Linked DNA regions of Mus musculus: all the other regions are linked to region 1. Evidence: chromatin loops called from intact Hi-C (ENCODE). Cell type or tissue: left cerebral cortex. All regions are shown on one strand. Region 1 holds the start of Srgap3 (SLIT-ROBO Rho GTPase activating protein 3). Region 2 has its middle 48 kb from the start of Srgap3. Region 3 overlaps Srgap3 (SLIT-ROBO Rho GTPase activating protein 3). Region 4 overlaps Srgap3 (SLIT-ROBO Rho GTPase activating protein 3). Region 5 has its middle 45 kb from the start of Gm43868. Region 6 overlaps Srgap3 (SLIT-ROBO Rho GTPase activating protein 3). Region 7 overlaps Srgap3 (SLIT-ROBO Rho GTPase activating protein 3).

Region 1 (4,000 bases):
CTGAGTGACCCAGACCTCAGTGAGCTGTGGGGAAGGTTGGAAGGGACAAGATGAGGCCACAGTGCAGGGGCCCTGCCTAGGCTGCTGACCTCTTCCCAGGAACAGAGGATTTGAGACAATATAGGTTCCTCCATTGGTGACAACTTTGTGGCTGTCCGAGTCTTCCCTTCTCTCCCCTCTTTTCTTCTTCCTTTTTGACCTGCTTTTGTCCCCAGTGTCTGTGAACGCCACAGCTCTGATGCTTGGCCCCTTGGTGGGGTCTCCGTGGAACTGTCATTTGATAGGCGAGAACACTGAAGTTCTGAGACGACATGGAGGCCACACAGCTGGGATGTGGCTGGGCCAGACTCTAAATCATCTTTCTTCTGAGAAAGAAACCCAGCCCTTGCTGTTCAACAGGCATTCTCTGACACATCTCGCTTTATTGTCTCATGGCTTCTTGGGACATTCCCATGGCTCAGCGCGCTGTATGCGTCTCTGACATGCATGTGTGGTTTAAAAATTCTCCTCATGGCTAGAATGGCCGTTTCCTGGGTTCCTGCTCCCAGCGGCCACAGAGAGCAGTCAGAGTCACCTGGCTCCAGGCTCCTAGAAGAGACAGGAAGGAATCTGGTTAGCTGCATATTCACATTCCAGGGCATAGGACACTAACTCCACTTTTCTCTGAGGATCTAGGCTTAAGGCAGGTTAATCTCTGAGCATATCTTCCTCTAATGACACTTGTGGCTTCTGCATAGCAGAGGGCCTACATGTCCCTGGGAAGGGTGAGGCAGGAGGATGTGGGCTGTGGCATCTGCTTATGAACTCTGTAACCTCCTCTTTCTGTGTCCAGAGCTATAATAAGCCTATGATTCACCAGGTGAACTGCTCAGGCAGCTGCTGTGCATTCCCCAACTGAGCCCTTGGTGCTCACCCACTGATCACTAGGCGGGAGGACCCTGTCTCACTTTACCTACCTCTCCAGACCCGTTCTAGCTGCATACTCTCTTGGGGAGCCCTTAGAGGCTGGTACGGATAACCTGTTCATTTCTAAACCCAAGCCAAATCACATGTTGGGCCATTCCAGAAGGACAAGTGGAAGGTGGTACCTAGTTTGAGAAAGTTATGGAAGTCTCTTTCAGTGAACTCTTGGGGGACAAGACACTCTCATGACAGTTTATTATCAGGCATCCTATGGTACTTGATGCCAGTTTGACCTACCACACTGAACTATTTGAAATGCCAATGAAATTAGGACTCTCTAATGAAATGCTGGAGACTCCTACTGAGTCTTTACTACTGGTGGGTTTTGTTGTCTGGGTTGGAATGCTGGCACCCTGGTAAGTCATTTTCCACTTATATATAATGTAGCCCCTAGGATGCTGGGGTTACCATAGTTGCTACTATTTATAGGGAGCTTACTGTGTACCTAGGTACTGAGCCAAACTGTTTCTGTTCATACTCCATCTCCCAAAAGCTCTTTACATTTGAATCCCCCCGCTCTGTAATATTTTCAATTCTTAGCACTTGTCATTTTTACCCATTCTATCATTCAGCGTGTAGTTAAATTCTGTTGTACTGTCATATGGTGCTTCTTGCCTTTATAACGCCAGTGGGCCCTTTAGTAAGCTTTTTGTATGTATTTGTTGAAATTGTCCATTAAAGAGTCTCCAAAGAGAGCTTATTTTACTGGTAAAGGAACTAAGACGAGGGAGTCAGAATGGCGCTGTCCCACCTTCTCTGAGCCTGAAGGCAGCCCTGTCTGCCAGATCTCTCTGCAAAGCTGAAACCTCTGGCACTGTCCCTGTTATCAAGTAATTCTTTCAAAAATAGTGGCCTCTCCTGCATGCATCAGACTCTGCCAGAGTCTCAGGCAGAGTGACAACTCGTCATATAGTTGCTAGTTTGAGCACGACGCAAAGAAAAGAATCTTTCTGTGTTTGTTAGAAAATCTCCAGCCTAACTACTACTAGCTCGAGTTTGCAGGAGCCTCCCAGGCCTTCCCAACCTGATTTCCCCCTCCTGCCGCCTTCCCTTTTGTGAGCGTTTCTTCCCCTTTTTGCTTGCAGCTAGTTCAGCTCTCCTGTAGGCTACAATGTGTCAGTTGTTATAAAATCCGGGAGGCGGAGTCTAGTGACGAGGGCGGTGGGGGAGAGCTCAGCCAGCCCTGCAGGGTGAGCAGTCCAGCCCTGGGTCCAGCGGAGCTAAAACGCTACAGCCGGGAAAACTTCCACCTCCCTCTCCTGGTTTTGATCCTCACCGTCCAGCAGACCCGAGGCGCCGATCGACCGGAGGGAGGATGAGAGATGACCGGTCCTTTGGCAACCTGACCATTTCCTTAGCAGAGCCTTCCAAAGCGAACCGGAGACTGGCCACACGACCCAGGAGGCGCCGCGCCTCTTGTGGATGTGTGTGTATGAGTGAGCAAGCGGGTGTGTGTGTGTGAGTGAGGGTGTGTGTGTGTATGCGTGTGTGTGTGTGTGTGCGCGCGTGTGTGTATGCGCGCGCTTGTGGTGTGGATGGGTGTGTGCACAGCACAATTGCGTGGAAGCGTGTCTGGGTGAGCGTGTGTGTGCACTCGTGAATGTGTTTGTGTGTGTGTGTGTACGTGTGTGTGTGTGTTTGTGTGTGCTCTTGGCTGCTATTATTATTATTTTGGAAGAAAAATCCTGGAAATCTGGGGCAGGTTATGGTACTCCCAGGGTGACTTCTTTTGCAAGAGGAGCTGACCAGAGCAAGCCACTAGAGCCATTTCCCTGCCAGCAGAGAGCATTTTCCTCCCAGAAGAAGGATTTCAACCCCGGGGCTCTGTAGCCAAGTAAAAGAGATTAGCCCTTGAAACCTGTGAAATCGACCATTGCTGTGTGATTACCCAGGCTTGGGAGAGGACTTGGAGAGAGAAGGAGAAATAGATCAAACAGCCTGTCAGTTCTCTTTGCCACGTCGGAAGATGTCATCTCAAACTAAGTTCAAGAAAGACAAAGAGATCATTGCTGAATATGAAGCCCAAATAAAAGGTGAGTGGTGGGGCCGAGGGACTTTGCCTTCTCTCCGTCCCCTTGTCTCTCCCTCTGCTGTCTCTTCCTTCGCCTCCCTGCCTTCTTGAGAAGTTGCTATGCAGCAATAATCTTATTGTAAGGAGGAAGGACCGGGTGCTGGCTGCACAAGTCCAGACTGGCTCCCACTGCAGATAGTGCCTGGGCTGGGAGCGTGAATTACAGAAAGGGCAGAAATCTCTGCATTGCAGGTGTGTGAGGAAGGGACTTTAGGAGTGTCGCCGGTACTCCATCATCTTGGCAGTGATATGTCACTCTAAGGCCATTTTGACAGTCAAGGCCTCCTCCCCCTCACTCCCATCGAGAAAGCCCTTTGCTATTTATGTATATATTTTTTGATCTGCTCTCCCCATCCCTTCTTTTGGCTTTTGTGGGTGGTTGTTTTTGCCTCTGCTGCCTTCTCTGGGCTGAAATTCAAATGCATGAGTATGGGCTGCGGGGGGTGGGGGTGGGGTGGGGGGGTGGGGGGGGTGCATCGCATCCTTAAGTAGCCCTTCTTTGTCAGCATTTCTTGCCTGGTCTGAGTTGCCATGGATTAACTGTTATGGGACATATTGATCCAGACTAATGCAGGCATTTAAGCATAAAGAGAGAGTTCTGTGCCGAAAATGTATTATCTTCCAGCGTGCAGCCTGGTCCTTCTGTACACCGGTGTTTCGGGTCATCAGCTTTGGTTAAAAGCCAACACCTCAGTGTACGATTTGGACTGGTAGGTGCCGCTTGGCTCCCGTGGTTCTGGGAAAGTCTGCCTGCTAGGAGAGTGAGATGCCCTTTGGGTGCTGGTTCCAGCTTTGGTAGCATAGAACCCATACTTCTTGCAGAAGCTGCTCCCTAAATCCTTGCTAGCTGAGAGGAAGAGAAGGGCCCCAGTTGCACAGCTAAAAGAAGGCAAGCAGCCTCTGCCCTCGAGCCAGACGGTGGGCTTCCTGCACCCTCGGGCTGTCTAAGCACAGCTTCAGCAAGGA
Region 2 (4,000 bases), 48 kb before region 1:
TAGAATGGCTGCACCCACAGAGCATGCACTAGGAGTGACTAGGAGGTAAGCAGGGCCAGGCAATGATGGTGGGACGATGGCTAACACTCATTGAATGCTTTGTACAAGTCAGGTTCTGCCTCAATGCAGTAGAAACACACACACTAAGTGGGGAGATAGCGTGTCCAGGGTACATAGTGCATGCTGATTTCTTGTAAGCCTCATTAAGAAACGTGGTCTAAGAGCCAAGGAAGTGGAAGGCTAGCGTCAGCATACCGAGGCACTCACACTGGGTGGAACAGTGCCACTGCGTTTACCCCAGCATTCTGTGGTGTCTGGAGCTCAGCTGGGTGAGGCCTTTCTTGGTTTAGTTTGCAGTCTCAAGGTGGCAATGGCATGGTTGGGGTGGGATGTCTGGCACCTGCATGAGACTCTGTCCATCATTCCAGATCTGCCCCTGTAACTACTTTCTCAGCTTGTTCTTCCTGGTGTCTTACAAGCTGCCAGGTCTTCTTGATGCCTAGACTCCCAAGACCTCAGACCTCATCTCCTATGTATTGTGTTGGTCAAAGTACTCATGGGTAGAGTACTCATTTATGGAGTGAGGAATTAGGTTGGACTTCTGATGGAGGGAGAGGCATGCATACTGAGAGGGCAGAGTGGTTTGAGGGCATCTTTGAATACTAGCTAGCAGTTAAAACTTTTATTCCAGAAGGAGGCCATGGCAGCCTTGTGGAAGATGGATTGAAGTGAATGATTAGAGACATTGTTCTCGTTCACTTTCTGTTGCTGTGATAGAACACTGACCAAAAGCAACCTGGCGACACAAGGCTTGATCCATCATTGAGAGAAGCCAGGACAAAAACTCAGGGCAGGAACCCAGAGGCAGGAACTGAAGCAGAGGCCATGGAGGAACACTACTAATTGGTTTGCTTCCCCTGGCTTGCTTTCTTATACAACTGAGGACCACCTGCTCAGCAGTGACATTGCCCAAGGTAGGCTGAGCCTCCCAACATCAATCAATAACAAAACAAAGCCCCACAGTCATACCCACAGGCAAAGGGAGGCAATTCTCAATTAGGTTTCTTCTTCCCAGATGTGTCAAGTTGACAACCAAAATTAGCCATAGAAGCTATGGAGATTAATTAGGAATCGCTGTAATAAACTTGGATAATTTCAGTTGAGTTGGTCATGAACTTTCCTTTGGTTCTGTCATTATAAGAAGACCAGTGTAACTGGAGTTTAACATGAAGACAACACACACACACACACACACACACACACACACACACACACACACACACACAAGCTTACATTTAACGAGCACAGACTATGTGACAAATACTGCAAGAATTCCCTCTGATGAGAGCTGGCAGCATGTGATGCATGCCTATAATTCTAGCACTTAGGAGGTAAAATAGCAAGAGGATCACAAGTTCAAGGTCAGCCTGAGCTATCTGTCAAGGCTCTCAAATAAAGTGAAGCAAAGTATGTGGGAAAGCTGGGGCTGGAGAGATGGCTCAGTGGTAAAGAGGTTTTATTGCTCTTGTAGAGGATGTGAGTTCAATTTTCAGAACCCATATGGCAGTGTACCACCATCTCTAACTCCAGTTCCCAGGGATTCTTGCGCCCTCTTTAGGACTCTGTGAGCACTGCATGCATGTGGTGACAGACATACATGCCAGCCAAACAGACTACATATATAACTTTGGCTAATTTTGGTTGTCAACTTGACAACAAATCTTTATATATATGTGTGTGTGTGTACATGTATAAATTCATATATAAAATTTTATACTTTATCTTAAATAAAAATCTTTAAAAGAAAGAATGGCAAAGTCAAGCTGAATACTTGGCCTATCTGAATTAGAAACCTGCATTCTCTTTTCAAGGACTTTAATTTATCATGATGATGATGATGAGGAGGAGGAGGAGGAGGAGGAGGAGGAGGAGGAGATGGTGGTGGTAGTGGTGGCGGTGTGTGTGTGTGTGTGTGTGTGTAAGGCAGGGTGGACATGAGCATGCATACCACATACATGAAGAGGTTAGGAGACAACTCCCAGGAGTTGAGTCTCTTCTCATGGGTCCCAGTGACTGAACTCAGGTCAGGTTTGTGTGACAAGTGCTTTCACTTGCTGGGCTCTCTCTCCAACCCCCAAACTTGGATGCTCAACTTTCTGTTCCGACACTGCCCCTGGAAACTGGGTGAAGAACGAGTTTATGGCAGTTCCACAAAAAGGACCCAAGTCAGACAAAGCTCATTAGACCTAAAAGTGTTAAAGCCGCAGTCACCAGTGTCCAGCCATGCGTGCCAGAGAAAGTACTAACAACACTGTGCTTAGAGAGTCGGTTTGGAAACCATCTCTTAGCTTGCTGATAGCTGACATAAAACTATGTCTTAATCCTTGTCTATTAGCTAGAGAAAGTACCCAAGGAGCTGAAGGGGTCTGCACCCTATAGGAGGAACAACATTATGAACTAACCAGTACCCCGGAGCTCGTGACTCTAGCTGCATATGTAGCAGAAGATGGCCTAGTCGGCCATCATTGGGAAGAGAGGCCCCTTGGTCTTGCAAACTTTATATGCCTCAGTACAGGGGAATGCCAGGGCCAAGAAGTGGGAGTGGGTGGGTAGGGGAGTGGGGGGCTATGGGGGACTTTTGGGAAAGCATTTGAAATGTAAAATAAGAAAATACCTAATAAAAAAAAGAACTTGTCTCTTACCCTTTTGTTGAAAATCATAATTTTTAGTCAAATGAGTATCTATTGAACACTATACTTTGATTGTTAATCACAATTGCATTATATTATTGAATATCATATAATGATTATCTGATTAAAATCTAAAAAGTATGCTGTAATTATGTCTCCTTCCTTGTATAACTTTCTTTTCCTTGGAGTCAATAATATCTTCTCATTTTCTGCATGTTTCCTAGATCTGTCCTTTTCTTTCCTATTAGAACTTCCATGGGCCTATCAGTATGTCAGTATGTTGTTTTGTTTGTTTTATATATAAATATATGATTATATCAACACGACCTACTGAGTTCATTTGGTGGTGCTCGTATGTATGTGCTTTTAGGACTGACCACTTGGTATTGAAAAGCCAATTAGGAGGCTCATCCCTGGGGAACACTGATATTCTCTTTCTCTCTCTTTCCACCCCCCCTTCTCTCTCTCATCAGTCATTACTTGCCGGTAGCTCTTTATCTAGGGGTGGAGCCTTGCGGGACTTCCCCCATCTGCATTGGTATATCAACCAGTGTTGTCATTGTTCAGGTCTTGTTTGTTTGTTTGTTTGTTTTTGAGACAGTGTTTCTCTGTGCAGCCCTGGCTGTCCTGGAACTTGATCTGTAGACAAGGCAGGCCTTGAACATAAAGATCCACCTGCCTTTGCCTCCCAATTGCTGAGATCAAAGGCATGCACTACCAGCCAGACTAGATCTTGTTTAGGCAGTTACATTGTTGCAATTTATCTGTGGAAGACATGAGCTCCTAACAGGTGTTCTGGTCCTCTGTCTCTTACACTCTTTTCGTCTCCTGTGCTGAGGTGGTCCCTGAGCTGATGTAGGGGGTCCTACCATGGTTGTATCAGTTGGGATTGGGCACCTCATGGTCGGTTGTTCTTTGCCCAGTTGTGGCTTTCTGTGGTGATCTCTGCTACTAAAAGAAGCTTTGTTAACGAGGAGTGAGAACTACACCTATCTATGGGTATAAGGATATGTCAGTAATTTTGTATACAGTTGTATAGCATGTGTTCTCAACCTTTCTTCTGTGAGGTCTTTCTCGTCCTATAAACACTGAGATTTTCTCTAGCCCTTTCACCTTCTTGTAATTTGGAGACTTACTTTTGCTTTGCTTTTATGTTGGACCCTGCATTTCCTGGGCCCTGTGGTGAACATGCCATCCAGCCTGTTTAAGAAGCGTACAAGACAGAAACATTCATTGACGTTTCTATCCATCTGGATTTTTCAGTTCAGCTGCATAAAAATCTATTCAAATTATGTTTCCGTGAAGATATT
Region 3 (4,000 bases), 230 kb after region 1:
CAGATGTTCCCTTCCTTGGCATCTCCTAGAGTGCCTTGTTGGGTGCATCCCTTTCTTATTCAGGAGGCATGGATGCAGAGGACATATCGTGACTTGGTACTTGGTCATCATTGAGTGGCCAGCGCACATACATTTGGAACGAGTGCTGGAAAACTCTCCAAGGACTAACACAACAGCCCTCCCTCTCAGCCTTTCTGTTTCTAACTTCTCCTCTTCCAGATGGTTCCACACTAGAGCAAATGCCTCATTCTTCCGAAAAACCCAGAAAGGGGTGGAGTGGGGTGTCATTTCTAGCTGCGGTAGTGGGTCCTGTCGTACTGGGAGGAAAAGGTGTGACAGGGGAGGAAAAGGCAGAAAGGGGTGAACCAAGGCATTGCTTAGCTGATTTTCTGCTGTGCAGAGCTAAGGCTGACAGTTCGTGTTCACTTCCCTGTGGTTCTCTGGGGTCTCTTCTCCACTGAGATGAATTCCAAGTGGAGAATTCCACATACTCCAAGCTACCCATGGGAACTGCCAGAAGGGACTTCACTGTCAGTCCGAGACCTCCTGACCTCTTAAAGTTGATCTGCCAGCATACTGTTGTCCCATCCTTTGGGACTGGCCAAATGGCTATTGCAGTCCTTTGCTGACAACTCCTTTCTGTGCAAACTGTCCCAGGCAAATCACAAAGCTGTTCCTTGAAGTGGAACCACCAGATTGCACTTTCCTTCCCTGATGGATGTGGGTCGAGGCTAGCTCTGCTGCCCAGGCCCTCGTTCCAGGCAGTGTGACTGTTTACATGGTTTGGCAATAGGTTTGCTTCTGATTGCTTCAGAGTGGCTGGTCTGTTTTGTTTGCTTTGCTTTCTTTCTTCCCCCAAATTATGACAGGAAAAACAAACTGAAACCACCCTAGGAAATTGCTGGTTGCCTGTCCCCATGTGATGCTAACTGTTGCCCTCTTCTGGGTATCATTTCTCTACCTTATGACCAAAATGCCCGTCCTATAGAGTGTCTGATTGGATCCTCTGTTGCGTATTCTGATGGTGCCTGCTGGTTTGATGTGGAGCTATCCTGTGAAATAAAACAGCTTAACTTTTTCTCAAACATAGTCTGTGGTTGTTTACAAGCATAAGGACACACCCAGGGGAGTGGCCTTCTCCTCCTTCAGTCCACTCTGTCTGTACACCTCTTCCATCAGACTCCCTGAAAACACTCTAGTGTTGCAGGATATCCGATCCCTTTGTGAACACTGAGGTTGTGTTCTTTACTGAAGAGTGAAGAACTCTGTTTCCAGTTGTGGTGCAGCTCAGCACTTACCACCCACCTTTAATCCCTCTGGCTGGAATACAGACACACAGACAGGACCTTAGTACACACCTTTAATCCCAAACAATGAAAGTTTGTAGGAGGAGGCACTTGTTTGAAAGTGATGTCTAATTGAGTGACGAAGTGATGACTTAGAGAAAGTTTTGACACCTTTGTATATGCCCAACTCTCAGGAGAAGTGAGGAAACAGGCACCAGTCAAAGGAGCAGTGGTTTGCACAACAAAGGTTAGCCGCAGAAGTGGAGGATTGAGGATTTGAACCACCTGTTTGCCAAGTCGTGCATTTTTCATGTGCCTCACGCCTACTTTCACTGTATCCTCATGGCCCCAAGGCTGGGTCAGGTGTCCTTATCTACAAAGTGTCTTTCAGCCACCTGCTGCAGACTTCAGGGCCTGAAGTGCCCTCTGGTGGTTCTTCATGTAAGTCTCTGTGCGTGGGTCTTTGACTACCACAACCCACTGTGTGGTGATTTCTGCTAAGCCGGGCTCTTTGGCTATGGAACCTTCTAGAAGTTTACATTTTAATACACATTCTGCAATCCATTTACCTGTCATAGCAACCATGCTCATCTTGGAACCCCAAATTAGAAGCCTGTCATCCAACAAGTATCTTTTTATGTGCCTGGCCCCAAGTTAGCTGCTGGGGACACAGGTGGATGAGACCCAGTTTCTATCCTCCAGCTCTGAAGCCACTCACAGCCTGATTGTATAAAACGATCACCAACCAGTCAGTTCCAACTTAACAGATAACAGAACTGCACCTCTAACTCTGAGGCACAAAATTTGCACCAAGGGCAAACTTCAGCTGTTCAACTGCTTGACTGGCAAGGACACAAAATGTATGGCTGAAATGTTTGCTTCAGACTCAAATCTGTTTAATAAACTGGTTTGTGAATGGCAAAACTCTCCAACCCATGCAGCCCCAAGCAAGAGAATGTGTTAGCCTCCCATCTTAGATGCCCCAGACTGGGACTGTCTTCAAGTTTGGATTGAGGCAAGGATGAGATAAGCATTGTCTTGGGCTATTCTCAAGTCATTTCTTTGGGCTATTTCTCACCACAACCTGTCTCATATAATGGATGCTGGATGATGCTAAAAGTTTGCACTATGTGCACCCTCTCAGCCTCAGGAGAGCAAACATCTTGAGACTGACTGATCATCCATCCTTAAAATTGAGCCAACCCTAAAGTAGCTCAAGAGTTGGGCAGACAACTATAAGTAGGAATAGGAATACCTATGACCCTTAGTTACAAGGGTACTGTCATCCCTCTTCAGACTGTATCAGCAAAGAATAGCTTCCTATAAGAGATTAGGAGAGAGGATGTGCATACCCTGGGGGCCTGTGAGTAATAAGAAACAGTGATGGTTTTCTGTTCCACTCAATGTGAGGGTAGCGCTTACACAGCAGTCACTAACTGACTCAGTCAAATGCTCAGTCAAATACACTAAACTTTCCCACCTACCAGTGATGACACCCATCAAGTGTGTGCTGTGTGCTGAGTGCTTCATATGCCCTGGATCCATACTGGTACCCACCATGGTAAATTCTGTCCCTCTACTTTACAGTCAAGGGGACTGGAGCTCTCTACTAGGATTCCTCAGTATCATTTCTGCTGCCCCACTTGCTGCAGGACACAGTTCCCAGGATTCTGTGATCACCACGTGCCTGATCGTTGGGAGGTCTGGTTACTCTGACAGCCCCGTAAGGAGTTAAGTCTGTCCCAGCTTCTTCTCGGGGGAATATATCTATCATTGTTTGATTTCCATTAAATGCTGATATTGAGAACAATTCTAATTAACGCTCTACATTTGTGCCGTGTTGGCCTTTACTACTGTAGGAACACTTTCTGTTCTCTCATTTTTTTTCTACTCTGGCGCTCTGCCGAGCATATAGGTTTGCATTAGGTAGGATAGTGAATATATGAGACAGGAAGCTAAAGGCAGGAGAGGATTCAGACCCAAGTCTCAAGTCCAGGTGGAGGATGTATCCTAGCACAACTACTTTTCTTATGTAGCCCAGGACCACCTTCCCAGAGGTGGCTCCTCCCCCAGTGGGCTGGGTCCTCCTAAATCAATCTTTAACCAAGAAAATGCCTTATAGACTCGCCTACAGGCTGCCTCCGTTGACTTCCCTCTTCCCAGGTAACTCTAGCTTATGTTGACAAAAGTTGACAAAAACAAACCAACAAACAAAACCAAACCTGTACTGGCTGGTTTTGTGTCAACTTGACACAGCTGGAGTTATCACAGAGAAAGGAGCTTCAGTTGGGGAAGTGCCTCCATGAGATCCAGCTGTGGGGCATTTTCTCAATTAGTGACAGGGGGAGGGTGGTGCCATTCCTGGGATGGTAGTCCTGGGTTCTATAAGAGAGCAGGCTGAGCAAGCCAGGGGAAGCAAGCCAGTAAAGAACATCCCTCCATGGCCTCTGCATCAGCTCCTGCTTCCTGACCTGCTTGAGTTCCAGTCCTGACTTCCTTTGGTGATGAACAGCAATGTGGAAGTGTAAGCCGAATAAACCCTTTCCTCCCCAACTTGCTTCTTGGTCATGATGTTTGTGCAGGAATAAAAACCCTGACTAAGACAAAACCTAACTGGAACCAGGAGAAAAGAGGCCTCTGGCTCTCCTGACACTTGTTCCCCTCAGCCCTCAGCCCTCTCTCACATGTACACCAAACATAGCCACTCCACTCTT
Region 4 (4,000 bases), 220 kb after region 1:
ATGAAGTACAGTGGAGACCTGATGCACTTTGGCCCTGCCCATGTGAGCTTAGAGTTAAAGAGAACTGCCGACACGAAATGGCTGCTAGGCTAGGCATCTTTAATAAGTGGGGGGAGGGGTTACATCATATTTTGAGAGTCTACAGTTTAGAAGTAATGCACTGGGAGGAGATGAGGAGATGGGCAGGACTGAATAGTAGAAGCAGAATGGAAGACTAGCTCAGGCTCTTCTAGAGTACTTCCTGTTCGTTTTTGTTTGTTTTTTGTGTTTGTTTTTGTTTTTTGTTTGATTCCCCCCCACACACTGGCCAGATGAACAGCACAATGCATTGTTTACCAGTTCACGTCACTGGTCATGTCTAGTTTGGATATTGCATTCCCAGAAGTCTCCATTGTTATTGCCCTAGCTGTAATTTGGGGCAGCGGTCCATTACACACCTCTCTTGATGCTATCTCTCACTTAAGAGATAACGGGGCCCAAGAGACCCTGCAGGTTGAGGGGAAATCTCTTGTGCTAATGGCCTTTGAGTACCATTCAGAAGGGGTTGAGGTTAGCCTGTGAGCTTCTGAGCACGTCCTTACAAGAGTCCAGGGAAGATCCTCAGAGAATCCCCTGACTGGAAGCAATGCACCACCAGCTAGAACTCCACACGTGGCCTCTACCTCATGTACTGATGCCTACTTCCAGAGAGTACTTGGGGTCAGTACCTTGGCATGGGCCATGCAAAGGAGACAGCCAAGTTGACCTTCTATCCTTGAAGGCTAATCTCTTGAGAACCATCCCCCTAGCACCTAGAATCTTCTAAAGACTCTGCCAGTCACAATGGGGCAGAGGCTTCATAAAGCTGGCTTGAGGCGCTCTACATGGCCATTCAAATGCAGTCTGGGGCACTGTGTCTAACACATCGCAGACTGCTATGAGATACCTGTGGGGTATTCTGCAGTTAGCATCATTTATGCTGTGGTACTCTAAGTAGAAATGTGTATTGACAAGACATTTTAGAGCTTTGCAATAGTTTGTTGAGCACTGTGGATCTCCAGCAAGAACAGAGTGTATTCCATTGCCAGACTTCTTTAGTTTTATTTGGGGAGCACTTCGTCAGCCTAGTCTAAGAAATACACTCAGCAATCCTATGCACATTGTCAGAGTGCACACCCACTCTAACTGGATAGTGCTTTTCACCGGTGGAAGTGAAACTGAAGCTCATGGGAAACGGTGGAAACAGTCAAGAAGACGCTGGCCAGCTACCTACTTGTTCAACTTCATCTCTGAGTCAAAGGGGAGGTGGTATGGAGAACCTCAAATAGTAGATGGATTCACCCTAGATTCTCTGGTCTCCAAATGCCCTGAACAATGTAGAATTAAAGTTCTGGTAACGAGGCTGCTATGGAAATGTGCAGCACTGTCATCTGAAGTGGGGAGGAAGTGACAAATGAGAACCTTCCCCACGGTGTCCCTCAGTCCCCAGTGCCTCTCTGCAGCTTCACCTGGCAGACTTATGCATTCCTCATCAGACTAATGCAAGGCTGCAGCCTAAACCCTTCAGCCCACCTTTCGCTGAGCTTTCTGTCTTTCCCATTTACACTCTACCGGGGATGGGGAGATGAGAAAATTTCATCTTAGTTATTGACACTTTTATCTTTCAGCTCCCGTTACATTAGAGCAAACAAAAGGGATTGTGGGGACAATAGGAGACTAAGTCCCAGAACAGTGCTAGAGGCTGGGGTGACCCTGCACAATACATAGGGAGAAGAGTCCTGCCTGCGGAGTCACTTACAACTGAGCCTCTGAATAAAGAAACTCCCAAAGATTCCTTCTTAAAATTGCCAGCACAGCATGCAAAGAGTTAATCATAAAGGGGAGGCATAAAACTGGTTTTAGTCACTAGCAGGATATAGAGAGCAAATGGGATAGACTTGCACAGGGAGGTGAGCAAGAGGCTGGTTGGGGAAACTTTGGAGTCTGGCAGGAAGGAGGATGCCTGCAGATCCATGGAGAGCATGAAGAACGCTGGTAGGTAGAGGCCTCTTCAGTATCTCCAGGCTCCAGCCCCATCTGTCTCCCCAGAGCCATGCATTTCTTCCAGGGCTGGCCTCGGACTGCTTAAGAACAAGTATCCCTTAGCAGTCAGCATGGCTCAGATTGCACATGGCACCTGCAAGTGGAGGTTTTAAGACAGGTCCCTTGTGCCCTCTTGTGGGTTCTGGGTCAGATCAGCTTGGATACGGCAGCAGCCCCATTAAAAGCCCCATGAACAAGGACGTGAACTCTGAGGAGTTGGATGACCACTGTCTGGCAATTGGCAGAGCTTCCTCCTGTCCATCCTCTCACTGCATCTTCCCAGTGAGTGTGGGCTTCCAACAGATGGGTGGGCTGCAGTCCCGAGTGGCTGGTGTCTGCCCAGTTTGCTCAGCTTCTAGTCAGTGCTGCCTTCAGCCCTAGCCCTGCCCTGGATTGGTAGACAAGGAGCTCACTGAGGTGTGCCACAGCTCTGACTCCTGAGGTACTCTCTTTTTAATGAGGCTGCAGAGACAATGACGTGCCATCTACATTTTCCCCACACGAGCCTTTTAGATCATAATACTGGGAGGAAAGCGGTCTTCCTGTCACTCTAGGATGCACGGTATATGTTCTGTAGAGAGTCATTTCCCTTTGGGCAATGATTTTTTATTTTAAAACTGGTATACAGTTATATAATTCGGTAGGGTGGAGTATGAATTCTCTCGATACCCATATGTGTTAAAATGTAAGACTTTGTTTTTTTTTTTTCCATTTTATTTCATGTGTGGGTGTTTTGCCTGCATGGATGTCTGTAGACCACATTTGCACAGTGCCCACAGAGGCAGGTGAGGTACAGCAGGTTGTAAGCCACTGTGTGGGTGCTGGGAATTGAACCTGGGATCTTTGGGAAAGTAGCCTGTTTCCTTAACCACTAAGCCATCTTTCTACCTCTAAGATGAAGGACTTTTTTTTTAGCAAAACAAAAGAACAATAACACAATGGCTGGGGCAGAGACCCTGGAGCCAGACTGCCTGGGTTCTGACTTGCATTGTCTTGTTATTTAGCTGTGTGACCCTGGGCAAGGGACTTGACTAGACTGAGCTTCAGTTTCCTTATGTGTGTAATAGTTGTCTCTACCTTATCGATAAATTATTCAAAGCTTTGGATAAGTGTTCAGCATTAGGTATCATTGCAGCGGGGACTGTTATTACTGTTTCTGAGTGCTTGCTATGTGCCAGGTGCCATGCAAGGTCCCGATCATTTTATATATCCATCAACCCTCAGAGGGAGGGATTGTAATTGTCTGCAGTTTGCCAGTGAGAATTCTCAGGCTCAGAGTGGTCAATGCAGCTCCATAATAAGGCGGTAGTAGAGTCCGTTTTTTGACTGAATGTTGTCTGCCTGCCATAACTTGATCTGCCTTTATGAAGGTGACTTCCTATTCAGGGCAGGCACAGGGAATGAATGCTCGCGCTGGTTCCCTGAGTTGGTTGCAAGACGCCCTTGGGGTCTGATCTCCCTCTGGGCCATAGGGCTTCCAGAAAACATCCTCTGGAAAGTCTTGAACTGGCTAGCAGTTCTGAAGACACTGTGTTGACCAGAGCCCTCTCTGCCCTCTAGGACATCGAGAAGACCATGAGCACCGCTCTGCATGAGTTGCGGGAACTTGAGAGACAGAACACTGTCAAGCAGGCACCAGATGTGGTGCTGGACACCCTGGAGCCCCTGAAGAATCCACCAGGCCCCATCAGCTCAGAGCCCGCCAGCCCCCTGCACACCATTGTCATCCGAGACCCTGATGCTGCTATGCGCCGAAGCAGCAGCTCATCGACGGAGATGATGACCACCTTCAAGCCAGCCCTGTCAGCTCGCCTGGCTGGTGCCCAGCTGCGTCCGCCCCCCATGCGTCCGGTCAGACCTGTGGTTCAGCACCGATCCAGCAGCAGCAGCAGCTCAGGTGTGGGCAGCCCGGCAGTGACACCCACGGAGAAGATGTTCC
Region 5 (4,000 bases), 54 kb before region 1:
GGGTTCTGGCCTAATTTGATTTTTATTGCTGTGGTAAACATTAGGACCAAAGGCAGCTTGAGGAAGAAAGAGTGTATTCGGCTTACATGTTCTGATCATAGTCCACCATAGAGGAAAGCCAGGGTAAGTGCAGAAGCCAAAGCCTGGAGGCAAGAACCGAAGAAGAGGCCACGGAGTAGTGCTGCTTACTGGCTTGCTCCCCATGGCTTGTTCAGCCTGCTTTCTTATGCAGCCCAGGACCACCTGGCCAGGGACAGCACCTGTGGCCTGGGCCCTCCGCATCAACCATCTGTCAAGATGGAGGCAATGTGACAGAGGCTGTTCTTCAGTTGACATTCTCTCTTCCCAGATGACTCAAGCTTATGTCAGTTGACAAAACAGAAACAAACAAACAAAAAAATCCCTAACCAGCACATACCCTATTTGGGATGGGCAGTCATTTGGTCATGCAATAGGGCTTAGCAGCAGGCTAGCACGGAGTGAGGGCTCAGTGAAGGGCATCTGTGCCTGTTGTCAGCTTTACTGTCTTAATTGACCTTGTGCCAGGGGGGCTGGTGAAGAGCCGCATCTGTGAGGCGTCATTAGTTTGTTTAGGCTGGAGGCTGCCTCTGAATCTCCACATCCTTAGATGTCCCTTGAGGAACTAGGGGCTAATCTGTGTGGGTACCAGGAACAAGAGGAAGGACTGGGGGAAAGACAGATGAATTAGAGGCCTCTTCTGAATAAATATCTGTTTAGCAGCCATTGCTCCGCTCCTTGTTGGGCTCTGGTTATCAGGAGATCAGGACACAGGTGTTGTTAAGGAGCTGAGATGTCAAAAGGAAAGATGGGGCAGATAGTCTTCGAGCAGAGCCCTCATGAGGGATGCAGATGCTTGGGGCAGAATCACCCCGGGCATAGCCATTTTGACAGTTCTTTCCGTAGAGCAAGTCAGCTCTTCTGGCTTCTAGATGCGTCCATATTGTATGTCAATCTTACAAAGGGCTTAGTCATGTCTCTGCCTCTTTCCAAATGGATAGTTTCCTCAGCATGAAGACTGACTCCCCAGTCCCTTGGTCAGGTGCACCTCTAAACATCAGCCAATGCTCAGCACCCAGCACCTTGTGTAGTCGGCTTTCCAGAGCGGCCACAGATACTGGAGACAACAAACCTGTCAAAAGGAACCGTGTATTTTAGCCCATAGATTGGAAATCTCAGTCTGTGAATGGTTGGTCCCCTTACTTCTGAACCCGTGGTGTGGCACATTATAGTGGCAACACACAGTGTAGAAGAGAGCCCTTCACGTCAGGTGCAGATAAACGAAGAGACCAGAGTCCCATAATTCCCTCAGGTCTTGCCTTTCCCTATTACCTAAAGCTTCCCCCTAGGGCTCCACATCTTGAAGTTCTACCTCCTCCTAGCAACACCTAGCAACACCTTGGCCCAGGAACCAACTGTTTAACACATGAGCCTTTGAAGGACATTTAAGATTCAAACGCAGCACATTTACAGTTCCCTAACTGTGAGAACAACCTCTCTCTCCTGCAGTGGTCATACGGCTTTAGTAAATGCATGTTTATCAAGTGTAATTCGCATTACACGTGTTAGTGTGGACTTTTCAAGTCGGCAGAGTCTTAGGCGCTGACGCAGTGAGTGCTGTACTCTTCTGGTTCCTCCTCCACTCACGTGGTTCCTTGGGGGAGGGGCTAAATGAAGTCATAAGAATAAATTATTCTGGACAAGGTTAATCATGTAATCAGCAGCATTCAGTATCGTTTAAGTTACTCAGGATGGGTGAGTTCTTAAGACCTATACAACATCACGCCGGAGTCAGTGCCGCCCTGCCTGAATATAGGAAAGTCTCATGCTGTGTGCTTACTACTAAAAACAAGCATGACGCACTCCTTTAATCCCAGCACTTAGGAGACAGAGGCAGGAGGATCTCTATGAGTTCGAGGTCAGCCTAGTCTACAGAGTAAATTCCAGGACAGCCAGAAACCCTGCCTTGAAAAACTAAAATGAACAAACAAACAAACAAACAAACAGCTAGGCATAATGGTGCATGACTTTAATCCCAGCACGCGGGAGGCTGAGGTCAGAGGACCTCTTGTGAGTTTGAGGACAGCCTAGCCTTTATACCCAGCCAGAGATATAAAGTGAGCCCCTGTCTCAAAATAACAACAAGAATATCCATCCAAACCCTAAGTAAACAAAAGTTAAGGGAAAATAAGTAACTTAACAGCATTTCCAGAACAAAGGATCGCCACTTATTCTTTGCATTCTTCACAACTCATTGCCATTTTGAAACAGCGTGGTTAAGAGAATGTGTGTGGGTAAAGGAGTTAACAATTGCAGGCATTATCATCATCGCTAGCTTCCGATGTCCTTGTAAGTTCTGAAATTCAGAGACTAGAAGCGGCTTCCTTGGGTTACAATGATCTGGTCAGAGCAGCCACCAGTAATGTTCTCAGAGTGCCTCACCAGGTGGCGCTCTTTTACCGGGATAGGTTCTGACCAACTCCCTCCTCCCACTTCCCAGCATGCAGTAGCCTCTTCCCCACCAGTTCAGCCCAGCCTTGTAGAGCTAGCTGGGATATTGTGTCTAAGCCTTGTTTCAGACAGGGAGAAATAAAATTTTGAGAAAGTATGTCTCTGGGCTCAGAGACCCTACGTCACCAGGTGGAGTCCGGGTTTATTCAATTCTGAGCCTCATCTGCCTCCCAGTGCTTCTCTTATTCGGCTCTCTGCAGACGCTTCTAGATCTTGCCTTGCAGGCTTCCCTCACAGTGGATCCTGGTGGGCAGAGCTAGTGCTCCTCTCCTAGGCATTTGTCACTTTCTGCTATTACGGGTGGAGAAGGTATTTGGGAACAAGAAAGGGAACAGGCTCTTTTTATTTCTTCCCCTTCCGGAGGCATTCAGGGGCAGTGTATGTGCAGCTAGGGGAAGGGACCTGGAACCAAACCGTCTTTGTCATGACTCTTCCCCTTTTCACAGCAGGATAACAGGCTGTGAGTAAACTTGTGTCTCATTATTCCATCCATAAAGTTGGGGCAGTAAAATATCCCATGGGAGCCGCCATAGACGAAGCACTCACTGCAGTCGGGTGCTTATGGTGAGCATCATGGTTCACCAGCATCCTACCTGGACAGAAAAACTTCTGGGAGGATGCCGGGCTGCCCATACTGGCCCTCACCTGTGTCTTCCTGCTACAGCATCCTTTTATGACACCTGTCACATATTTCAGTGATGCTGTGTGTTAAGTCTAGGCTCTCATACTCGCAATGGACCTGCAGCCCAACCCAGGGAAGTGGGTACTTAGCATGTTCCCATCACATGGAGGAGGCTCAGATATGACAAAGTCATCTCTCCAGGTCACTGCCTAGCGACAGGAGGGTGCCTCACAGTCAGGCCTGTCTGATTAAGCTGTAAGATTCAAGCTGTTTACTTCTGCATTCTACTGCTCTTTTGAAACTGGCAATAACAGTAAGCAGGACCCCTCACAGTGTGGGCATCATCCGGACTGCCGAACCCACATCCCAGGACCACCCATCTGTAGAGTGATGGTTCTTAACCCTTTAAAATAATCTATCTATCTATCTATCTATCTATCTATCTATCTATCTATCTATTAGCAGGATTTTCATCCTAGCACTGGGTAGGCTGAAACTCTATTTAGACCAGGCTGGCATTGAGCTCACAGAAATCCATTTGCCTCTTCTTCCTTAGTGCTGGGATTAAAGGCAGGTGCTACCACACTAGGCTAGATTTATTTCTGTTGTTTTTATGACATGCATGTGTCTGTGTGGATATATGTCCCCTGTGTTGGGGTGCTTGAGGAAGGCGGAGAGGGTGTTGGGTCCCCTTGGGGCTGGAGTTTTGTGTGCTGGGAGCCTGGTGAGGGTGTTGTTAAGCAAACTTTGAACCTCTGGAAGAGCAGCAGGTGCTCTTAACCTGGGGGACAAAGATGTAGAGGTCACTCATGTTTTTCTGCCCCTCTCCCCAAGGTCCTTTGGGTGACA
Region 6 (4,000 bases), 190 kb after region 1:
CAGCAGAAGAGATGGAAGGCTTAGGCTGCCCCACTTTCCTTGGCTGAGCTGCCCCCCTGCTCCCCACTTTGTGCCCCACCCAGCATTCCAGTAAGTTGATACAGATTTGGTGTCATTCAAAGTTGGGATAGCTACGTTTCCTTGTCAGAGATTCCAGCCACTCCCCAGTGCACCATGGGGTGGGGAAAGAGGCCTTCATTTTCTTTTATACTCTGGACTTGGCAGGAAAAACCTGGGGAAGCATATCCTGCTCCTAGAGCTTTCGACTCTGCCTTTTCAGTGCCTGTGCCAAGATCCCCATTCTTGCCGGCCTCGAGAGATGGATAGACAGTTAGCAAGATCCCTCTCTCTACTTCATACCTGTGATGGAGCTTCCAGTAGGAAGAACTGCATTCCACTCCACTCCCGGCTCTTGATAGATCCCATCTGCGTAGCCACTGGCAAATTTCTTAATTTCCTGTGGGCTCCTTGGCCTCCCAGACTTGCGAGGGGGTTAATCATGCAATGTGGGAGAAGTGTCTCCAGAGCCCACAGTACTAGGAAAACAAAAATGGTGGCATTGCCATCCTCCTTATTCTTCATCCCTAAATTTGGATCCTGTGGCTTTGTGTCATATTTTTTTTTTCTCTTGGCTTTTACATTTGAAAATTCAAAAGCAGAGAGCCACTATATGAGATTCCCCCTCCCTGTTTTCACACATTCTCAAAAAAGATGTAGTATTTTTTTACAAAAAGGAAATGACATGGACTTAGCTAACCAAATTCACATCCGTCCGAGATGGGCTGGAGATAATCCTGCCAGCTGTTTCTCCTCAGAGTTTGGATTGTGCTGTTCTTTTGGTGCCCTTGATTGGGTGGCATGCTGTTTGGACTTTGCCCGTTTGCCCATGCATGTCCTGGAGCTAGCAGCCTTTGCTCAACACTTAGAAACATTCTGGAGGACTTGGCTAGAGTGTCCTGTATGGCTGGGCTGCTGAAGGACATGGGCACAGGAAGCCCAAGGGAGAGAGGCAGGGCAAGCCTCCTTCGTGTTGGTTGGTTCCACAGTCCATATAATTCTTGCCTGTGTGGGCTGAGGATATACTTTAGTTGGTAGAATGCTTGCTTAGCATGCACGAGGCCATGAGTTCAGTTGCTAACACCACATTAAACCCAGTGCAAAGGTGCATGCCTATAATCCCAGCACTGAAAGGATGGAGGCAGGAGGATCAGGAGTATGACGTCATACTCGGCTACATAGCAAGCTTGAGGCCACCCTGGACTTTATGAGATCCTGTCTCAGAAACAAACAGAAGATTCTTGCCAATACACAGAAGTCAATCAAGACTTGGAGAAGGGGCAAGTCTTTGCTTCTCATATATGCCCGTTATCTGCCTGGCTGAATATACACTCATTGTTCCCATAGCTTGAGCCAAACCATTTGAAAGTAAGCTGCCTCATTTGGGAAGGGTGCTTCCTCCAAACTTTCTAAAATCCCTTTCCCTGAAGGTCCCCAGTGTTGAGTCGGGCCAGTTTGTGTAAGGAAATGAGCAAAGAAGCCAGTCCAGGCCCATGCATGGCGAGCAATTGTGGACACGGGTCTGGTGTCTGTGGCCATTTCATTGCTCCTGGTGGACTGTGGTATCAGGACTCCCCTCCCTGTGGCTGACAGCAGAACCCAGGGAATGGAGATCCGAAAGCAAAGCAAGACACTTTCAACCTGACTCCTGCCATGGACTGATGGGGCAGACACGTCTGCAGCTAGAAATGGCATGATGTCCTGGCACTATGCCCATGACTTGAAACGTAAAAGACAAACAAACAAATTAATAAACAAACAAACTCACTTCCTTGGAGGGGAAGTGGGTAGAGGTGGGTGGGTCTGACTCACTGCTCTTTTTCTCTGAGCCTTAGTTTCTGTAGAATAGAGCCACGTGTAATAGGAAGACACCGGGTTAAGTGTGGTAATGGGTTTGACAGCGCTCTGATCCAAAATGTTCTTGACCGATGAGTGGGATAACATCCCAGGCCACCTACGGATCCTAAAGAAGGAGCAGCTTGCATCCTGACATCTATCTGTCTAGCTCTCAGATCCATGCAACAAAGATGAGTCATATGCCTTTGAAATGCCAAGAGGCATCAGGAAGAGAGTGCCCTTGGTACACTGGGAGTTGGGCCTTGGTGACAGATTTAAGCCGATATTATGAAAAATTAACCCTTTTGATGATGCTTGAAAGTCTCTTGCTTTCTTGGGCTACAGATGACACCTTTCTCCCCTCCTCCCCTCCATCTGGTCTGCAGGATGCCAGCCTCTGGTTGGCATTGCAGGGGCTTCTTGGATACACCCCATACCCCTTAAAGTAGAATGCATTTGTGTTTTGTGAGAGTTGCTCCTGCTTGGCATTGTAGGTAAACTAAGACCTAAACCATCCAGAGGCCTTCAGATGGAACATGGGGAACGAATGTGTTGGGGGCCAGGGGCTCCCTCTGCATTTTGTGTTCTCTTCCAGTTGTGGGTTTGAAGAGCGTCTCTCCCAGCGGTACGTTTATGTTGGTTGCCTTCTTGATTTCTTTTGTTCCGTTTTCCCCTAGGCCCCCCTGTCTTCCCCCTAAACCACAGAAAATGAGGAGACCTAGGCCTCTTTCAGTGTATAGCCATAAACTCTTTAACGGCAGTATGGAAGCGTTCATTAAGGTACTTGCTGGGGAGCCGTGGAGTCCGCGAATGAGTCCAAAGTAATGGCAGCCTCTCTTTCCCCTGTCCCTTCCAGCTAACAGCCCTGGCAACCCCTTCGCCAGGCCCCATGCAGCTTCTCATTGCAGTTCATTCTTAGCTTCTGTGAGGCTTAGTTTCATCAGAGCGTTCTGCTTCTGACTAGCGGACCCTAAGTGGGCAGTCATCTCTCTCAGCCATATGGGGAGGGGTCTGATCAGTCATGCACCAAAGAGATGGAGTCTCAGGTCAGTGGTCCTAGCCAGCTGGCCTCATTGCTCCACGAGCTGCAGTCCTGACACCTGAAGGGCAATGGAGGAAACTCCACTATTCAGCTTCATCCCCTTCTTCCTGAACTAGGACTAATCAAAAACAGCACAAAGCTAGCCCCTGAGGGGTTCCAGACAAGGCAACTACAGTTTGTTAGCTAAGTAGCTACCAGCACAGGAAGCCATGCAATTTTTCATAAGAAAAGGTGTTTCCACTTAATTTGGCTTCTTAGTGGTTGGTTTGAAAGATGGGAATAGAGTTGAGGTAGCCCTTGTAAATGCCAGGTTAACCCTCGATCCAGAGCTTAGGGAAGTTAAAAATGTCTCAGCTAACCGAGTTGACTTTTTCTGTTTTTGTTTATCAATCAGTATCAAACCATCCGGGATCAAACTACTCAAGGCAGAGATGGTGTTGAGATGTGTCCTTAGGGGAAAGAGGAGGGGAGGTCTTAGATAGTTTTCTGAAAGCCTACCTGTAGCTGGTCTTTGCTACTTTGTGGATTCTTCTTTTTCTACCATTTATCTCCCTAACACTAGATGGGAGAGGAATAGGGATAGAGAGGGGGAGAGACATTAGGAAAGCCGGTGAATCTAATTTCTTTCCTTTAGTTTCTTCTTTGACCACAACTACTAACAAGTCACAACCAACCCCCCTTGAACAACCACTAACCAGCAGCCCTGCTTGTAGGGGCTCTAGCATGTATTTACCCTCTGAAGATTCCAAACATCACTCGATCACAGAAACTCTCCACAGCTGACAAAAAACACGCCTCTGCCAGAACAGAAGCCAAGTGTCATAGTCAAGCACTGTGGACAGTCCAAAGCGTCCCCATGTCCCCACACCTGGGATTAAAACGCAAACACATTCTTACCAATATTTCTGGGATTTTAAAGAAACCCAAATTCCAAAATTGTCACTACACCCACCAGCAGCCAATGAGAACAGTTTCTGCAGAAAAGAGGACTGTGTCAGCCAGGGGAAGGGCAGAGGCTCGTGAGCATCTCTAGTGATTTTGGAGTTATAGAGGCTGCCCCATGCA
Region 7 (4,000 bases), 68 kb after region 1:
TGGGGGACGAAGCTCAACTTGATGGAAACACTGTGTGGGTCTCAAGGATGCTCAACCTGAGAGGAGCTGGCTGCAGGCAAGTGAGGGGTCAGCAGTAGTGGTGAAGGCACCTATATCTAGCAGGTGGACAGAATGCAGCACAGGGGACGTGGGGCAGGGATTCCCAGGGGGAGAGACTTCAGTCTGGGGAGGAGGAACAAGAACAAGGGACACAAGGGTGATGGCAACTTACGTGTGCAGCCAGCAGACCGGGACTTCAGGACAAGCAAGGCCCTGACTGTTTGCTGTGGAAGATACTGGTGGGGCTGGGACTCGTTTAGACCCCTTGTTTATGGGCAGGTTTTGGAGGTAGGGAAGAGGCTCCTGGGAAGAGGGGTGGCATCATGAGGAGCTGGGCTGGTTGGATCACCTCTTCTAACCTTTCCTATTAAGCTGTAAGCGATCTCTTAATCATCGACTGGATCTTAGCTTCCACATAATGCCTTTTACACAGAGACTCTGCCTGTCTCCCATTCCAGACCATAACTGCTCTCAGGGTAGGCTCTGTGGTGGTGTATCTGATGACAATGATGACATTCCTGAGAGCAGCAAGCACCAGCTAAGCACAGTCACCTTAAGCCTCACACTGAACCCGAGCTCTGCCTTTTCCTGTTGTAAGAAGCAGAGGATCTCAAAATGTAAAACCTGAGGCAGAAGGACCTACGGCCAGCATCCACTGTCGCTCAGATATGTATCAAGGCAGATGCAAAGCCCATTCATATCATTCTGATGTCTTGAGACAGAATCTCTTGTAGCCTAGTCTGACCTTGTGCTACCAATCTTCCTCCCTCTATTTCCCAAGTGCTAGGGTTGAAGACACACATCACCTGCTACAAGTCCCCCTCTTTTAGCCCTGTGCTTTTGCTGTGAAACAAAATCGTTTCAAACTCTGGAAACTCATATTAAAGGCCTTGACTGAGAGAGAGGAGGTGCATTGCCAGGCATCTCCTCACCGTGGCTGTTGGCACCACCTTGTTCCATCCCTCTGCAGACAGATGAATTGATGCCTCGAGTTTGGGAGGAGGCAAGAGATTCAGGCAGAATGGTGCAGAGCGGTGGAGGGGTTAGGGACCCTGGTGAAGTTCCTTTTCTTCCTTCAGCCTCTATGGAGCGGAGCCTCCTGAGAGCAGATGGAAATGTCTGCAGAGAGTATTTTTTCAGACTGCCCCAGAAAGCATTCTGCCTGGCAACAAAGAGCCTTTCAGGAGCTTGCAAGCTGAGAACCGAGAGGAGCTGGAGTGGTTACTGCATCTGGTTGCACAAAAGAGGCAAAGCCATAGAGGATTGAGTTTCAGCTCTGGGCACAGCTGGAGGGGCTGCGGGGGCTGTGCTGGGGGGTAGGAGTTAGGGCTGATGCTGATGAGGAGGTCTTTAGGCAAATGTTAGGCAGTGTGCATCTGTGATAGCAAATTTGTGTTTTAACATGATGGCATAAGCATGTGGGTGTGGAAGGACATGCTCAACTGGTTCCCTGGGGGAGGTGTGTGCTTAAATTAAGAATAGTTTAAGATTGAAAAAGCATTACATGCTGGCTATAAATGTTCAGATATTTCAGAGGCGTTGAGATTGAAAGGCCCTGTTACCTGTCACAGATACTCTGTTAGCATCTTAGAATGTGCTCTCTCAGGCTTGGGTTTGTGCACATTTGTATATAATATTTTACATGTAGTGGCTCTTCCTATGGACATATAACTCATCCCATTTCTGGTACTATAACAGATGCCCTGGATGGTTAATTTATAGAGAGAAAAGGTTTATTTATTACATCTCACAGTGTCTGAGGTTTTATCACCTGGTGAGTTGACCTCATTGCTTTTCAGTCTGTGGTAAGAAGGCACATCATGACAGGAGCTCTCAGTAGAGACCAGTCACCCCCACACCCAGGAAGCAAAGGTTCTACAGTCCCATAGTCCTGTTCCTATGTGTCTGAAATGACTTGAGGACCTCCTGAAGGTCCCACCACTTCCTGGTAGTGTCACCCTGGGGATCAAACCATAAACACACGGCTCATGGGGGATGGTTAAAATCCAATGAGAGCAGGTGAGCTGCTGCAGAAGGCTCCTGCTGCAGTGTGGCATCCCAACTGCTTGGCTTAAGACCAGCAGAAATGCCTTGCCTCTCTTTTTTGCAGACTGGAAGTCTGGAAGCAGGCACCTGCAGATGTCCTTGCTGACAGCTCTGGGAGAAAATCCTTCCTTGCCTCTTCCGGCTTTGGGCACGTGCCAGCAGTCCTTAGAGTTGCTGGCTTGCAGCTGCCTCCTTCCAGTTCACGGCCACCTTCTCCCTGTGACATCATGTTATCCTTCTTCTGTGGTGCCCGAGAGTATCTGCCATATTGGGTCACAATCTGCCCTGGTGGCCTCCTTTTATTTTGGTCACCTCTGTAAGATATTATGATTAATGGCCACATTCAGAGACCGTGGGGATCAGAACTACAGTCTATTTTTGGGGAGGATGACTCAGTGTACCCTAAAACAATCTTAAACTATGAAGATCATGTTGGATCACCTCCTGGGGTCACTAAATAGGCATATGAGGTCTTGAAAGTGGAGAACTTTCTCTGGATAGAAGCAAAGAAGGGAACTAGTTGGGTGTTGTGGTCCACACTTGTATCAGGACTCAGGAGGCTGAGGCAGGAGGTTTTTGAGTTGGGCGCCAACTTGGACTTTATAATAGGACCACCTCAATAAACCAGACCAGACCAGACCAGACCAGACCAGACCAGACCAAACCAAATGAGAGGAGAAGGAGGAAGAGAGTCTTCTAGAATCTTCCAATAAAAGTTTCATTCTGACAGCTTGATTTCAGCCTTGTATGACCTTACTGAAAACCCAGATCCATCCATCTGGACTAATGTCCTATGGAGCCGTGAGACAATACATTTGGATTCTATTAAGTTTTGAGTCTGGGCAACTTCATTTCAGAAGGAACAGAAAATGAACATAGTTACTTTCCCCTTTAGTTGGCCTTTCTATCCCTTAAGACAAGGAAATGATCAACACCAGGAACTTCTTAGAGCCTCATGTCTACTGTCCTTAGTCTTTGAATAATGCCACTCACCCCAAAACAGCCGACACTTTCTGCTACAGAACCCATTAGACAGTTTACTTGGGACACTGAGAAAAGCCCTCTACCCAGGGAAACTGGATGTTGTCAGGTACCCCTGATGCCTGTTCTGTCTGATGCAGCTCAGGACCTGAAGAGGGTAGGAAGCGATCCTTGGTGCTTTCTCAGACAGGGACATATCTCTGGGAGCTGCATGGACTAAGGATAGTCAGAGAGTAGCCTGGACCCAGGAACCCAGCAAGGCTCTGAAGAATTGATTGGACTTCGGGAAGCTTGCTGGCTTTGGGTTTCTGGTGTGATTGCAGGGTATGTTTTTTTTTTTTTTTTTGCCCACCTTTTCTGACTCTACTCCCTTTGTGATCCTTGTTCATACTAAGTGGGTCAGATGTGATGTTTGTATACCCCACAGTGTCTGGGCCTGTCCTGACACCCTTGATCTAGGTCCTTTATGGTGATGAGGGTATATGGCATGGCTGCCAGTTTATCTCATCCTTAACTTTCGTTAACTCTTGTGGGAACCCAGGAGCCTGTGTTTTGAAGACAGAGTTCTGCTATTAAAGGTTTCCTAGTAGGTGTCACTTGTATGTGGATATCCCTTCCTCTCTCTTTTTCCCTATGGGCTGACCATGTGTCTTCTTCAAGATACCCTCTCCTGTGATTATCAAGGTCAGTAGAGGAGACCTCATTGCCATTGTCTCTCTCTGTCTGTCTCTGTCTCTCTCTCTCTGTCTCTCTCTCAGATTTTATTTAGTCCAGGCTGACTTCAAGTTCACTCTGTACCTTGATCTTCCTGTTCTACCTCACAGGTTCTAGGATTATAGGATATACCACCACACTTAATTTATGAGGTTCTAGGGAACCAATTCTGTGATTCATGCATGCTAGACAAGCACTC

What was found. A loop is a pair of places that touch in the nucleus more often than their neighbours do. Peaks named below come from ENCODE experiments on the same cell type or tissue, not always from the same donor. Only the 100,000 strongest peaks of a DNase experiment are listed, where the experiment ranks them.
Region 2: it touches region 1 in a loop (2.5-fold over the local background); 5 of 42 quality-filtered maps call a loop at or near these places.
Region 3: it touches region 1 in a loop (2.8-fold over the local background); 9 of 42 quality-filtered maps call a loop at or near these places.
Region 4: a loop joins it to region 1, with 2.9 times the contacts of the local background. A loop is called at or near these places in 6 of 42 quality-filtered maps.
Region 5: a loop joins it to region 1, with 2.9 times the contacts of the local background. A loop is called at or near these places in 5 of 42 quality-filtered maps.
Region 6: a loop joins it to region 1, with 1.8 times the contacts of the local background. A loop is called at or near these places in 2 of 42 quality-filtered maps.
Region 7: it touches region 1 in a loop (2.1-fold over the local background); 5 of 42 quality-filtered maps call a loop at or near these places.

The regions. Positions count from the first base shown.
Region 1 is chr6:112,945,426-112,949,425 of GRCm38, reverse strand. Srgap3 (SLIT-ROBO Rho GTPase activating protein 3) reads left to right here and starts at 2,160. Exons shown (of 22, transcript NM_080448.4): 1 at 2,160-2,996. The coding sequence starts at 2,930. In left cerebral cortex, a CTCF peak has its summit at 2,092; DNase peaks (open chromatin) are centred at 2,094, 2,807, 3,229 and 3,835; H3K4me3 peaks cover 2,447 bases; H3K27ac peaks cover 2,602 bases.
Region 2 is chr6:112,993,516-112,997,515 of GRCm38, reverse strand. No RefSeq gene overlaps it. Among named protein-coding and RNA genes, the nearest start is that of Srgap3, 48 kb to the right of the region's middle. In left cerebral cortex, a CTCF peak has its summit at 1,621 (motif pointing left); no DNase peak of the experiment used is centred here.
Region 3 is chr6:112,715,056-112,719,055 of GRCm38, reverse strand. It overlaps Srgap3 (SLIT-ROBO Rho GTPase activating protein 3), which reads left to right. Exons shown (of 22, transcript NM_080448.4): 22 at 1-1,085. It also overlaps the pseudogene LOC108169181. Among named protein-coding and RNA genes, the nearest start is that of Gm26799, 17 kb to the right of the region's middle. In left cerebral cortex, a CTCF peak has its summit at 1,720 (motif pointing left); DNase peaks (open chromatin) are centred at 128 and 1,693; H3K27ac peaks cover 336 bases.
Region 4 is chr6:112,722,823-112,726,822 of GRCm38, reverse strand. Srgap3 (SLIT-ROBO Rho GTPase activating protein 3) reads left to right here. Exons shown (of 22, transcript NM_080448.4): 22 at 3,622-4,000. Among named protein-coding and RNA genes, the nearest start is that of Gm26799, 25 kb to the right of the region's middle. In left cerebral cortex, no CTCF peak of the experiment used is centred here; DNase peaks (open chromatin) are centred at 1,128 and 2,403; H3K27ac peaks cover 1,649 bases.
Region 5 is chr6:112,999,582-113,003,581 of GRCm38, reverse strand. No RefSeq gene overlaps it. Among named protein-coding and RNA genes, the nearest start is that of Gm43868, 45 kb to the left of the region's middle. In left cerebral cortex, a CTCF peak has its summit at 2,458 (motif pointing right); a DNase peak (open chromatin) is centred at 2,478; H3K4me3 peaks cover 391 bases; H3K27ac peaks cover 665 bases.
Region 6 is chr6:112,753,244-112,757,243 of GRCm38, reverse strand. It overlaps Srgap3 (SLIT-ROBO Rho GTPase activating protein 3), which reads left to right. Exons shown (of 22, transcript NM_080448.4): 12 at 2,571-2,673. Among named protein-coding and RNA genes, the nearest start is that of Gm26799, 55 kb to the right of the region's middle. In left cerebral cortex, no CTCF peak of the experiment used is centred here; DNase peaks (open chromatin) are centred at 567 and 2,064; H3K27ac peaks cover 326 bases.
Region 7 is chr6:112,877,571-112,881,570 of GRCm38, reverse strand. All of the region lies in intron 1 of Srgap3 (SLIT-ROBO Rho GTPase activating protein 3), which reads left to right. Among named protein-coding and RNA genes, the nearest start is that of Srgap3, 68 kb to the left of the region's middle. In left cerebral cortex, no CTCF peak of the experiment used is centred here; DNase peaks (open chromatin) are centred at 1,286, 1,431 and 2,176; H3K27ac peaks cover 2,717 bases.